Regions from separate parts of the Homo sapiens genome. Here all the other regions are linked to region 1. A link is a contact called in ENCODE Hi-C data. All regions are on one chromosome and are shown on one strand. Each heading gives the region's core, a stretch centred on a gene start or an enhancer-like site at or near the end of the contact. The rest is flanking DNA. Distances are from core to core; before and after follow the strand shown.

What was found. A loop is a pair of places that touch in the nucleus more often than their neighbours do. Pooled maps may share reads with other maps.
Region 2: a map of endothelial cell of umbilical vein shows a loop between it and region 1 (6-fold over the local background). The contact joins the promoter of LINC02538 here to the promoter of CEP43 in region 1. A Hi-C loop is called at or near these places in 1 of 168 maps with a recorded cell type or tissue (endothelial cell of umbilical vein).
Region 3: a loop to region 1 is called in a pooled map, with 10 times the contacts of the local background. The contact joins the promoter of AFDN here to the promoter of CEP43 in region 1. A Hi-C loop is called at or near these places in 2 of 37 single-sample maps with no recorded cell type and 13 of 50 pooled maps.

Annotation. Positions count from the first base shown.
Region 1 is chr6:166,996,044-167,001,009 of GRCh38, reverse strand. CEP43 (centrosomal protein 43) reads right to left here and starts at 1,613. Exons shown (of 13, transcript NM_007045.4): 1 at 1,496-1,613; 2 at 897-950. The coding sequence starts at 1,597. MIR3939 (microRNA 3939) reads left to right here and starts at 3,098; the gene lies at 3,098-3,203. RefSeq lists silencers at 1,152-1,241, 1,252-1,411, 1,502-2,021, 2,312-2,541 and an enhancer at 3,082-3,131.
Region 2 is chr6:167,676,548-167,680,969 of GRCh38, reverse strand. It overlaps LINC02538 (long intergenic non-protein coding RNA 2538), which reads left to right and starts at 1,747. Exons shown (of 3, transcript NR_117091.1): 1 at 1,747-2,058; 2 at 2,771-2,910. LOC124901465 (a long non-coding RNA gene) reads right to left here and starts at 2,738. Exons shown (of 2, transcript XR_007059883.1): 1 at 2,365-2,738. LINC02487 (long intergenic non-protein coding RNA 2487) reads left to right here. Exons shown (of 7, transcript NR_117092.2): 7 at 1-279.
Region 3 is chr6:167,824,921-167,829,554 of GRCh38, reverse strand. It overlaps AFDN (afadin, adherens junction formation factor), which reads right to left and starts at 2,644. Exons shown (of 34, transcript NM_001386888.1): 1 at 2,318-2,644. The coding sequence starts at 2,422. It overlaps AFDN-DT (AFDN divergent transcript), which reads left to right and starts at 2,759. Exons shown (of 2, transcript NR_027906.1): 1 at 2,759-4,152. RefSeq lists silencers at 2,492-2,691, 3,606-3,675 and enhancers at 2,842-2,921, 2,952-3,021.

The DNA of each region.
Region 1 (4,966 bases), core at 364-2,863:
TGCTGGGCCTGCTCAGGACCTAACCAGGTTGGTACCTGCCAATTTGCAACATCAGCAATCCACAGGATTGACTGACTCTTCTCCAAGAGCACATATGTGCAAAGTGGGAAGAGTTAGTTTGCTGGGTTAAATGACCACTGAGATTTCTTCCAGACCACGTATGACCGTTAAGGCAAGGTAATTAGGGGTCCAGACCCATAGGGTCCAGAGCAAAATGCTGCCAAGAGAAGACTGATGCCTGCACAGACATGGAAAGGGCAAAGAACTGAAGATTTTGATGAAATTAGAGATTAGGTATACAGGTCTAAAGAAGTGAGAGGACAGTAGACTGATTTGTCATACAGCAAGAGTTTAAGGCTTTGATGATGGTTCTATTCTTGTTGACAAATTCCAGAATATTTACTCAGGATGGTTGGTGGGACTCCGAAAAAGTTAAATTACCCACTTAAATATAGAGTAGTGGCTGCACTTTTAAAATAATCGCTGTCTTTTTCATTGTCAAAATAATTGAGTGGTCAGATAATTTTGGGAAAAGTTGCATACTATATACCCCGTTTCATAGGGATTAATAACATATTAGCTTACTAAAGGATCTGAGTGAACCTGCACTTAACACATTGACAATGGCACCATTTCTTCAAGAAACTCCTATGACCATTTGTTTCAGATTAAGCATTAGTATCAGAGTTACTGTGGTACCTTAAGATTACCCCCAAATTCAAAAGCTACACGAAAAAAGAATAATTTTGGCTCTCTCTCAATAGTAATGTAATCCTTAACAGTTCAAAATTATCCCTAGCTATATGTTACTATAAACTATTTTTAAGACGGTTTTTAATGAATAAGAAATTAAGTATTAACGAATACAGCCATGTTAAAATCTGGAAACTTCATACCTCTACTTTTTCTTGCTCCTCTAGTGCTAAAAACACAGCTGCTCGGAGTTCAGCCTTAAAAAAAAGTTAAGAAACAGGAAATTATAATTTCAAGACAATTTTCACAACAAGCTCACATTTATCCAGCAACAAACACGAGCAAGCCAACGAGCTGGGAGGGCAGGTGCAAAGGTCAGAAACGCCTTCCGAAACGTTCTCAGTCACACAAGCTCTCCGACCCCCAGGCTTCGGCTGGACGCGCTGCTTTCCCGCCGCGGATCATGCCCGAGCCTGAGGAAGAGACGCTGGGGCCGCACTCCAGGGCCCAGCTGCGGGCCGCCCGTGTGGCCCCCAAGCCCCGCGGTCCCGCCCCCACGGAATGAGGCAGGGGATGGGCCAGGCACCCCCAGTCCGCGGTGCCCTCCGGGACCACACGAACGAACGAGCCGACCCCCTCTGTGGGGCGGGCAGGACGGAGGCCATGCCGGGGCGCGCCCCCAGTGCCCGCCGGCCCCGGTCCCTCGCCAGGGAGGCGGCCTCCTCGCCGCGACCGTTGTGACGCCCGCTGTCCACGCAAGCCCTGCGGATCCGCCAGGCCCGGCCCCAGCCTCCGGCCTCACCTTGATGCGGTTCAGGACCCCGCTGTTCTCCAGCGTCTGCACCAGCAGGTCCCGCAGCTCCGTGTCCTCCTCGGCCACCACTGCGGCCGCCGTCGCCGCCATCTTGCTTCTCCAAGACAACCGCCGAAGCCGCGCTAACGGCCAACGGCCGCAGCAGGGTACGCTCCGCGCGCGGGCTACGCGGCCGACGCAGCCAAAGCCCCGCCCCGACGCGCAGCGCGCTGGCCCTGCCCCCTGGCGTCGGGAGGCGGGGCATAGAGACCTCGGGGTTGACGCTGGACACCGAGCCTTGGGGAGCGCCGGACCACTGAGCGCCGAAACTTAGGGTCGGCGCTGGGGGCGGGGCTGCGGGGCGCGGGTGGGCACGCAAGGGGCGGGGCGTCGGCGGGGCCTCCAGCCGGCAACCCGTTGGCTGCCGTCGCCTGAGGCGCGAGCTTTGAAGCCGGCGAGCGGTGAGGAGGAGGCGCCCTCGCGTGTGGAGAGCGGACTCCGCCTGGACTCCACCGCCCACGGCCGCATCCCATCGCCGCACAAGATCGCCGGAGTCATATTATCGACGTAGTTAAAGCCCACTAGCCTAAAGCCGGGCGGACTGCGGTAAGGAGGCCCCGAGACCGAACCTGCAGCCCCTGCAGCCCCGGGGGGGCGCCGGGGAAGGGACTCCCGAGAGGTCGCGAGGGGCGGAAGGCCCTGCAGGTTGTCACCCGGAAATAACGTTCTGAGGCCCCCCAGCCAGGCGAACGCACCCTGCTCGGCCACGGCCTCCGAGGCTAACCGGAAAGGTGCCAGGCCGAGGTGCAGGGGCGGGATGGCCCCAGGAAGAGCCGAGGGCCGAGGAGGGCGTTGGGTGGGCTCCGCGCTGCCCGAACTGGGGCCGCAGTCTCCACTCCCTCCTGCCCCGCGGCCCTCCGCCGACAGCCAGGCGCCGGCGGGGAGTCCTGGACCCCTCCCGGGCCCTGGAAGCCCCGTCCCGCCGGAGCTGACGCGCCCTCTTGGTATCCATCCGGCCGCCTGGGCTGCCCCTCGCCCCTCGCCTTGGCAAAACCAGCCCCCGGACCGAGCCCTGCCTTGGAGAGTGTGGGTGCGCAAGGCCAGCCGAGCTGTCGGTTCCGGGGTTTCGGGGTGCGCCACTGTATGGCGGCGTAAGCCGAGAAGTGTCCGAGGCCGGGCTCCAGCAGTTGAGAGGCTGATTTGGCCACGGTGAAGGACGCGCCCGGAGGAAGGAAACGGGAATCCGAAACGGGCGGTGGCCGCGCCTTTCCCGAGGCCGGCGTCGAGGGCTTCAGCGCCTCAGGGTGGGCGGGAGGGGAAGGTCGTGCGACCCGCGTGGCCGGCGGAAAGGAGCAGCGGGAGCCGCGGCCGTAGGGAAGCCACGGGAAGACGGGCGGCTGCGCTGCGATGCGCGGCCCTCTCCCTGAAGCCCTCGGCTCAGGCGCCACAGGAAAGGCTCCTTCGGGCAGGCCTCAGCTTTCAGCTTAAGTTTTTTTCCTTTGGCCGAGTCAACTGCGGTGCCGAGTTGTATTTTCCTTTCAGAGGTGTGTCCGAGAACCATTCTTAGGAGACGCCTGCCGGCCGCTTTGGGATAGGGCCTGTCTGCCCATGCTGGCTTCCAAAGGCCTCTGTGTGTTCCTGTATGTGGGCGTGCACGTACCTGTCACATGTGTACGCGCAGACCACAGGATGTCCACACTGGCTTCCAAACACATCTCTGTGTTTCTGTCTGTGAGTGTGTACGCAGGTGTCAAATGTGTACGCACAGATCACAGGGTGTCCACACTGGCTTCCAAACACGTCTCTGGGTTCCTTTATGTGCGTGTGTATGCACTTGTCATGTGTACACACAGATCACAGGGCATCCACACTGGCTTCCAAACATGTCTCTGTGTTTCTGTCTGTGGGTATGTACACACATATCACATGTGGAAGAGGTAGGAAGAGGCTGGAACAGGTAAGGGTCATGAAGGTGCAGTGCACTATTGTACTGTTTGCGCTTTATATGTGTTTGGTTAGTTTTGCAAGAACATGCTGGTGAAGGAGAGAGAACCCCAAACAATTGATTAGCAGTGCTACTGAAACTCAGATATACACAGGAATGGCAAAGAAACATCTATGAAAAAAAGCAGATTCTGGAACTCCATCTCCCTGAGATTGTCACTCATGGGGTCTGCAGGAAGTTTCAGGAATCTGCATTTTCTTCTAATAAACGTGGTCCACAGGTTATAAGTTGAGATACAAATAGAATATATAAAGTAAAAAAGGAAAATTTGAAGTTTCCTGCCTAGCCCAACTCTTCTCATTGGTAGTGTCTGTTAAATTGGAAACATATCTCTTTCCAGACATATTAATACCTTTTATACAGTTGACTCTTGAACAACATTAGTTTGAACTGCGTGAGTACACTTATATGTGGATTTTTTTCAGTAAATGGAATATTTTTGGCGATGGCAACAATTTTGTGAAAAACCTCACAGATGAGTCGCTTAGCCAAGAAATATGGAAAAAAAAAGAAAAGAAAAAGCTAGATATGTCATGAATGCATAAAATATATGTAGATACTAGGCCATTTTATTATTTACTATCATAAAATATATACAAGCCTGTTATAAAAAGTTAAAATTTATCAAAACTTACACGTACAAACAGACAGTTACATGGCACCCATTAGGTTCAAGAGAGGTGTAAACAGTTGTAAAGATGCAATATTAAATAATAACTGCATCAAATTCACTGTAGTACATAGAGTACTACTGTAATGATTTTGTAGCCACCTCCTGTTGCTATTGCAGTGAGCGTCAGTGTTGCTGGTATTGGCTAAAAATTCCAAGTAACATAATCATCTCTGAGTGAGCAGTTGATCTCTCCAGTACATTGCATATCACAGTAAAAGGTAAGCTCTTGAGGTTCTCACATATTTCTCGTTGTGTTCACTGCAGTACTGTAAACCTTGCGTAACACCATGGGACCATTACGAAGTGCCGCTAGTGGTGCTGGAAATGCTCCCAAGAATCAGAGAAAAGTTAATGACATTACAGAAAAAGCGGAATTGCTTGCTGTGTATTGTAGATTGAGGTCTGCAGCTAAGGTCGCCTGCCATTTTAAGATAAATGAATCCAGTATAAGGACTGTGGTATAAAAACAAAAGGAAGTTTATGAAGCCATCGCTGCAGCTACACCAACAAGCATGAAAACCTTGCACTTTTTGGGAAATACCTTTTTATCTCATATTGCAAATGCAGCTTTTTGTGGGTGCAGGATTGCTATGAGAAAGGCATACCTATATAATCTAATATTCAAGAAAAAGTGAAGTCATTATCTGACAAAGCAAAAGGAAGATGAAGGAAGGTATGATAATTTTAAAAAGTGGGTTGGCTTTCAAAAAATGTCAAGATAACAGGAGAAGCAGCTTCTGCTGACCCAGATGCAGCCGACGAGTTCCCAGATACCATTAAGGAAATTATTGAGGACAAAAGG
Region 2 (4,422 bases), core at 498-2,997, 680 kb before region 1:
AGGTTGCTCCTCAGGCACCCTGGGCAACTGCCCCTTCCCTTCCAGTGGGGCCTGACCTGGCTACCGAGCTTGGCAGCTAATAGGCGGGCCCCTCAGCATTCACGCTCCTGAGCTGCTTTATCAAACTAGGATTGTTCCCCCAGGTCTAAGAAAACCATCCATTCACTGCAAAGTTATTTATTACTGCGGATGGGCTAGGAGTTAGAGGAAGAGAGTGACTCAAATCACAACACCTCCTGGACGAAGCTGGAAGGGATTAAAATACGGCCTAATTTCTCCCTTGCTGTGTGAAGCGTGTGGTTCTCCTAGAACATCAGCCCGACTGTCGCTGGGTAGCGGCGGTACTGTTCATTCTGCATTAGCTTTGTCCAGATTGTTCAGTGTGGGTCCCTGCCTACAGATCTTGATTCCTTGAGATTGCCCTTTGTGCTTCTGTCTGGGGACTGCCTGTTTCTGTAATGGCCACCGTCTCAGAACACATGGTTGTAGGCCTCAGCATTTGCCTTACACACAGCCCCCTTGGAGACAAACCGTGTCTGTGTCCCTCAGAAGGCCCTGACTTTCAGGGCACACTCCAGCCTGACTTTGGCACTCTGCTAGACACATCCGAAACGCTGGTTCTCGTGTTGAAGTCTGTTATGGATATGTAGGGTAAGGCAGGGAAACTGGAGCGCCTGCATACCCTTGACTTCCTCCATTTGGAAAAGATAACCCTGAGACATGGTGGAGGAGAAGGGGCCCTGACCTGTCAGCTACATCTGGATGTAACTCCCCTGATGAAGAAAGTGCCAGAGGCAGCAAAGCAGCCCTTATAGGGTATTTTGTGCTCCCCCAACAGAGGAAGAGGAGCTTAGGGTCTCCAGGGAGAATGTCTGGTTGTGAAGAGCCGCCAGGACCTGGAGCTGCACGGTTGCTCAGTGTGCATTTCACTTGGTCAGCCCCTACGCTGGAGAGTGCTTGCATCCGAACCTTCAGTGCCTGGATAGACACTGAGCTGAGCGAACGGTATGCTGGAAAATGAAGCGTGCAAGTGACAAAGTGCTCAACTTAGACTCTGGGCAAAATTCTCACAAAGGGCTTTCTAATCCTCACTTAATGGAAGAGTGGAGCAATTTCCAGCAGAAGTTGTGGCTTGCTTCACCAGGTCTGCTCAGGTCAGCGGGGTGAGCCTACGGCCAGGATGGGTGGTAATTAATATTGGAATACTTGGCCAGTCTGCAGACCTCAGACCACAAAAAACCCTCCATCCTCAAGCAGTCTCTTCTTTATGCCTCGCAAGGGGAAGATAATTAAAGACTGTGGTAACGGGTTAATTTATAGGAAAATAATGTAGCATACTCAACTATCTATACTTTTTCTATTGCTAAATTTAATATACATCCATTTCTATTGATTATCAGAGGGGTCTAGACTCCCGGCCAAGAGTTGCGAAACCAGTCATTATCCCGCAGGCACCTTCCTGCTTTATTTCAGAACATTCAGTCATTCATTCAAAACAACCCAAAGCATCTGCATTCACAGAGCTGCCCTAACAGATGAGTTTTTCTTCATCTCCCAAGGTAATGATATAAAAAAAGTGTCAGCCATGGGATTTTCAGTGGGAAACGGGAAACCCAAGGCATGGTGCATTCAATGGAAAAATTCCTCAAGCTCGTGACCTGCATAAATCTCCAAATCCTTTTCAACATCATCCTGTTTAGTGTTCGGCATGAGGGTGCCTGCAGAGGAGGTGAATCCCTGCGTTTTCTATTCTTTTTTTCTTCCGACTGGTGTGGATCCCAGACAATTTCAGGGTCCTGCAGGGTTTGAGACCCTCTGTGAACACTGACCCGGGACCCCGTTTTGCCCATGGGAAGTTGAAGCCAGCGCAGCCCCCGGCCAGGGGCACTGTCTCCTCGGCCCCGGGATGCTGGACGGAGGGGACAACGTGCAGGGGCAGCTGCTGCTGGGCTGTGGACCTCCCGGAACCGGAGGAGCCCGGGAGGGGCTGGCCCAGCAGTGAGGGCTCCGATGCGCCTCAATTCATATGCTAAGGAGCCCTGGATTCGGCTTTAATTGGTGAGAGGAGAAAGTGGTGCAGCTGCCTGGGGCCGCGCTGTGGGAGCCAGGGCAGGAGGAGCTGTTTGAAAATAATCCCCGCGGGGACACGCAGCACCAACTCGGGCTTCAGTCCCTGGAAAGCGGCCGGGGGCGGGGCGGGAGGCCGGGATGCGGCGGAGAGCGACTGGCAGGGAAAGCGTGAGGTCACGGTGGCCACCGCACCGGCTCCAAGCAGCAGGGGCCCAGGGCTGAGCCCTGATTTCCACACCGGCCCCTGGATGAGCCTCAGTGTTTCACTCTGGCAATGGAAATAAGAATACCTACCTCACCCCATCGTTGGAATAAATGCAATAATGCAAAGGGAGGTCTTAGCACAGACGCGGGGCAGGCGCTCAACGCCTGGTGCCCACCGGCGCTGCGTCCTGGACGTGTCCAGCGAAGCCCGTGTGAGGCTATGACGGGAACGGAGGAGCTGGCGCGGCGCCTCACTGCTCCCCAGAGCCTTGCAGCGTCTCCCAGCCCAGGCTTTGCCCCACCACGGCTCCCATGGCTGCCGGAGGGAACCTCAAAGGCGGTTAGAATGCGCCGGGTAAATGCGCAGCTTTTCTTCTGGAGCCTCCACGAGAAAGAAATGGAGAGTTTTTTCCTGGGGCTGCTTGTGGTGCAAGTCCCGCTTGGGTGCAGGGCGAGCGGCTTCCGAGGAATTCACTGTCTCCTTCTCTCTTTCTAGCCGGAGTGGGAGGTGACCCCAGGGGCCCAAGCTGGGGGCGTGGCTGGGAAATGCACAGAAAGAGACTTCGACGGGGGTGGCTATGGTTTGTGCTGTGCTGTGCACACGTCTGGCTGATAGAAATCTATGTCTATAAACAGGTAACACAATTTGGTTTATCAAACCCATAATAAGCAGATTTTCTGACTTGCATAAGAATTTCTCTGTAATCTTTGCTTTAAAGTCCGTTGAATGCCATAGAAAAAGTTGCATTTGATGAGGCTTCAGGAAAGAAAAGGTAACAAACTATTCTAAGAGATGAGGATAGTGCCTGAGTGGGGCCCAGGACAGACAGGGGGTCCTCACCTCTTGCTGCTGGGGTTGGCTGCAGGGCTTTGCCTCAGTCTGATTTTTTGCAGCATCTACACAGTTTAAATACTTGGAAAAATCCTCTTTGTGAGTGTATTAAGTCACAGCCTACCAATGTGACAAATGACATCTAAATGCAATTTACAAATCCTAAGTTCCAGGTAGAAGAGAACGTGGTAGGTCCACGTCTTCATTTTCCCATACCTTTAGTCCGTCGAGACTCCGCTTAGCCAGCTCTGGCCATCCCTTTATCCTCCTAGGAACAGAATCTTACATGCAGTATTTTTACTGGTACGTAAAAAATTTAAGGCTGCACTAAGCAGGCGCCCAGGCCCCCAGAGTCAGAAGGGAGTGTACGGTGCACACATGATGACGATTTGAAAAGAGCCTGGCTTCAGGGCCTTGCAGATGAAGCTAACAAACCCCCTGTTCGGGAGGGAGCACCTGCACCCCAGCCCCCTCCCTCAGGGATGCATCTGCAGCCACTCCGGGGCAGGGCTGATGCCTCTGTGATGGTCCCGATGGTCCCGCCCGCAGCCTGCTCTTTGTGGCTCTTTGTTGCTCTTTGTCACAGTCCTGCTCAACAGCTGGTGCTTGCAGGAAGAAGCTCTCTGGCTGCAAGAAAGCCAGGGTGTGGGTGGATGACAGAATAAATGGGAGGGATGGAGGGCGTCTACTTGGCAGTTCGGATTCCTGGGCAGGGTCAAGATCAGGAGAAATAGGAAAATAGAAATAGGAGGAAAAGCTTCTGCCTTTTGTTCCAAACCAGCCTGGCTTGCCTGTGAAGGGGAGGACTTGACCAGGGCACTTTCCTGGGGCCACTGCCTGGCTTTTGGAGATGAGGTAGTGGCCTTTGTCTAAGATCATGTTACCTATACTCCTGGTTTAACTTTTTATTTAAAATTTTTTTAGACACAGGGTCTTGCTCTGTTGCCCAGGCTGGAATGCAGTGGCACGATCACAGTTCACTGTAACCTTGAACTCCTGGGCTTAAGCCATTCTCTTGCCCCGACCTCCCAAGTAGCTGGGACTACAGGTGCCCACCACCATGCCCCACTAATTTTTTCATACTTTTCTGTAGAGACAGGGTCTCGCCATGTTGTTCAGGCTGGTCTTAAACTCCTCGCCTCAAGAGATCCTCCTGCCTTGGCTTCCCAGGGCGCTAAGATTACAGGTGTGAGCTGACACACCGAGCCTACAACTGCATTTTATGTATCTCATTTTGTGTAGATATGGCCACAAAGTAGTAAAAAACCGGGTCTGTCATAAAGCTGTGATGGGGTGCTAACTCCATGCCGTCGAGT
Region 3 (4,634 bases), core at 1,395-3,894, 830 kb before region 1:
AACATCTGATAAGGACCAGTACAATGCTTCTGTTCTTGCAGAAAACTAAAAAATTGGACTTGTGATGGCCAAATAGAGTAAAAATAATCATTAGATGGTTAAAAAAAAAAATTCACACGAGCTTAGACAAAGCAAATTGAAACTGTTGGCCTTGAAATACTGGCTGAGAGAATTACTCATATTAAGTTTACCTACATCATAATAAAAGATACAATATGTTAAATGCAAAGCTTAACTAGGACCAGAATAAATTTAATAGTACAGGAAAGTTCTCGAGAAAACAAAATAGAAATGTGAGCCAGCCACTATATAGTAAAAAAGCTAAAAAACCAATATATGGACATTCTTAAAAACCATTCATTTCATTATGAAAGGCTTCTAATACAATTCTGAAGAATAATTTCTAAAAATGGAAATGTTCAGATATAAGTAGGGAGAAAAATTAGGAAATGAAATATATCATCTTTTTTTCCAAGTCCTTCAATTCTTGTTTTGCTTCAGTGTATGTACAAAGCAAACTTTCACCTACAGTATAACTGAAAAAACAGCTTTCCAAATGACAGGCCAATTTTAAAAACTAGTCATATCACTAAGAAATAAAAAGTTTCAATTGAGTGCTTAAAATAGAATTTAATTAAATCAATGAACTATAATGTTTCTGATTTGAGATTTTTTTAATGCTAACTCAATTCAAAATCCCAAAAAGCTGAATTCTCTTTATTAAACCGAAAAAAGATTCCTTTCCACCAGACTTGAGAAATCTCTCAAAAAAAAAAAAAATCCATTCAAACAAAAAAAAAAAGCTACACACCAAGAAAATGTTTTATGGTCAACTTTTTTTACCTTGTGATAAAAAGAAAAATGAATTCATTATTCTAAAAGAAAACATAATCCTGAAACTAAATTATCATGTCACCTTTCTAAAGATACACTAGTCTATGAACGAACACTTAAGTACATAGTACTAACTCCCTTACTAGAACCTAACTCATAAAATCATTACAGAAGATGAATGAATCAGGAGTAACTTAACATAACATCTATGCTCAAATTGACAACCTGAGCCTAATGGCGTGTGTCAGTATTCAACTCAGTATTAAGACAAATGGCTAGCTACCCACGTCAAGTGCAGTCACAGGTACAGATGAAAACAGAAGAAATAGAGTCCTTCCCATGACTGGCAAAAACTCAAGAAATCAGAGAAGCAATAGTCAAATTCTCTCAAAAACATAAAGTGGAATTTAATGATAAAAGGATTACATTTCGTAAGAATGTTCAAATCTGCCAAACATGTTTTGTTGCCTAGGAGCTAGTATTTTATAGCAAGTATTAACTATAAATTACCTATTACAACAAATCAAAAATAGACGCTATTAAAATGATTTCCTAAACGGGCACAAATATTGAGTGAAATTTTTTTATGCTGGTAAAGTCTGTGCAGCCACCGAATGAACAGAGCGCGGAACCGACCCTTGCGGAGCGATTTACAGGGTTGCTCCCCGACCCTTCACCTCCCTCCCCTCTCCACGGAGCCCTTCCTAGTGGACTTGGACTCAAACATTTTTTTAAAAGCTGCTCGGAACGCTTTCAGCAGCTTTGCTATAAACAACCCCCATTGTTACCAGGCCAGGAGCGAGCGTGATTTCCTCCTCCTCTCAGGGAGCCAGCCTGGGGCCGGCGCCTCCCTCCGGGCAGAGGCCGCCGCAGAGGGCCCTTCCTCGCGGCCCCGAAGGTGGAGAAGGCGCGCCTTTCCTCGGAGGCGTCCGACTCCGGGCCTGTGCCATCAGGCAGCCCGCACCTCCCGAACTTTGTGATACTGACTTTCCCCTCCCAGCTGGCAGCCTGCAAGTTTATGAACCCGAAGCACAGCGCGCGTCACAGGCTCCATCCCGGCCACGGCGAAGGGGCGCCGCGAGCCACAACCGGGCTGCAGGTGGAGGGCGCCGGCCCCGCGCGCCGCCGCGCCCCCCGCGCCGCCGGGGATGAGGCCGGGGCCGCGCCGCGCTCGCGGGGGTGGGGGCGGCGGCCCAGGTGAGCCACCAGGTGAGCGGCCGGAGAGGGGAACAGGTGACTGCCGCGCCCCGCCAGCCCCCGCTCGGCCCGCGCGACCCCGGGATACACCGCGGCAGGGGGACGGGGGCTGCGGGGGACGCCGGGGCCCGCGGTGGGCCTGGGGGAGGGGGAGGGGAGAGAAGGGGCGGAGGGGGGAGGGGGAAAGGAGGGCGGGTCCGCGGCTGGCGGGCGGCGGCGGGGGGGAGGGGCGGGGCGCGGCGCAGCGGGCGGGGGTCGCGCAGGCCCCGCGCCCGGCGGTGCTCACCTCGGTCGGCTGGCTGATCTCGAACAGGTCCAGCCGGTTGGCGTTCCAGTGGTGGATGATGTCGGCCAGCTTCCGCCGCTCCTCGTCACGGCCGCCCGCCGACATGGTCCTGGCCGCGCCTCCTCAGCCGCGCGGGGCCGGGGCCGGAGGACGGGCCGAGGACGACAGGTCCGCGGGGGCCCGGCGCCCCTCGCCACCCCCCGCCGGCCGCCTCCGCCTCCGCGGCTGCCTCCGCCTCCGCGGCCGCGCCGCGTCCTCCGACTTGGCCTCCGCCTGGGGCTCAGTCCGCGCCGCGCCGCGCCGCCTCAGCCCCGCCGGCCGGTGTGCGCCCGGCGCCCGCCGCCCGCCGCCCGCACCCGCCCGCGCCCCGCCCGCCGCCGTGCGCGCCGCCGCCCGCCGTGCGCGCCGCCGCCCCGCGCGGCGCCGCCGCACCTCCGGGCCGCTCCACTAGGTGCTGCTGCCGCGGCCGCCAGGGAGGGAGGTGTCGGAGGGCGGGCCCCGCGCGGTGCTAGGGTTCCGTCTGGACTGGCGGTGGTGGGTCCCAACCGGCGGTACCGGGTTCCTTCCCGACCAGCGGTGCTAGGTTCGGTTCGGACGCGCGCTGCTGGATCTAAATGGGCAGTGCTGGGTCCGATGGGTGGTGCTGTGTTGGGTCCGGACGCGCGGTGCAGAGTCCGGACGGGCGGTGCTGGATCCAAATGGGCGGTGCTGGATCTGGACGGGCGGTGATGGGTCCGATGGGCGGTGCTATGTTCGGTTCGGACGGGCGGTGCTAGGTCTAAATGGGCGCTGCTGGGTCCGATGGGCGGTGCTGCGTTCGGTCCGGACGGGCGGGGACGGGCGGTGCTGGGTCCAAATGGGTGGTGATGGATCTGTGGACGGGCGGTGCTGGTTCCAGACGGGCGGTGCTGGGTCCAGACGGGCGGTGGGTCCGATGGGCGGTGCTAGGTTCGGTTCGGATGGGTGGTGCTAGGTCTAAATGGGCGGCGCCGGATCCGATGGGCGGTGCTGGGTTCGGTCCGGACTGGCGGGTCCGGGTCTGGACGGGCGGTGCTGGATCCAAATGGGGGTGCAGTGCTGGATCTGGACGGGCGGTGCTGGGTCCGAACGGGCGATGGGTCCCATGGGCGGTGCTAGGTTCGGTTCGGACTGGCGGTGCTGGGTCTAAATGGGCGGCGCTGGGTCCGATGGGTGGTACTGGGTCCGGACGGGCGGTTCTGGGTCTGGACGGGCGGTGCAGTATCCAAATGGGCGCTGCTGGGTCCGGACGGGCGGTGCTAGGTTCGGTCCGGACGGGTGGTGCTGGGTCTAAATGGGCGGTGCTAGGCTCAGCAGGGGACCGGTGGGCGTGGCGGCACAGGTACGGAGCGCAGGGCCGGTGGAGCGCCCTCTCCGAAGGGCCCTGCGCTCCCCGCGCTCGCTGCTCCTCCTGCCCGCGCATTGCCCCGGGGCTGCTGCGTGTTTCTTCCAGGGTGATTCCTTTCCGCTGGGTCACTTCAAAGCCGACCTTTTCAAGCTGTTTTCTTCCGCGGAGGACACGTTGTTAGGCTTTGTGTGCATTTCAAGGGTCATGTTTTCTGAACCGCGCTCTGCCGCTCTTGGGGTGTTCGAGCCCCCACACTGCTGTGCGGTGTTCCTCTCACAGAGTGAGGTTGGAGGGTCCCACTCCCTTTGTGTGTCTCCTTAGAAAACGCCTCTTCTCTCAGACACATCGTTATCTGCCAATTCTTCGCAGACGTAGAGAACGGACTGCAGAGTTAATAAACGTCGAGGGGAAGCTTTGATGCGCCCCATTTGGCCCTGAGAGATGCCACGTGATCGTCATTTTAAATCCTGTACGTGTCCCCGTGGACGTGGAAACCTGAAATTAATTTCAGTAGCAAGCTTTGTGAATTGTAGGGATTTTTTTTCATAAGGTGTCTTTTTTGTAATTGCCCCTCCCCTCCCCCACCCTTTGTTTTGGCTGCAGAGCGCCATCTCTGCAGTCTCCCCACGCCGGGTTCAGTCAGGCGAAGTTGCGTTATCTGTGATGTGTTGTAACAAAAAGCGTTTATCTTTGAAACACTAAGGCAAGTAATGAGAAGAGTGAACTATATTTGACAAAGCCTTTTTATTTTTGTCATTACTTTTTTTTCCAATGTGGAAATAATTTTTCTCTCCACCAACTGGATTTCCTCTTTTGCAGACAATTAAAGAATTCTGTCATCCCCACTGGGTTCTGTCTTTTCTACCGCACTTGTCCAGTACAGCTACATAAGGAGGCTTCTCAGCAGAGGAGCCTGGGGTGTTGAACCAGTGCCATGAGGGAATGAATTAT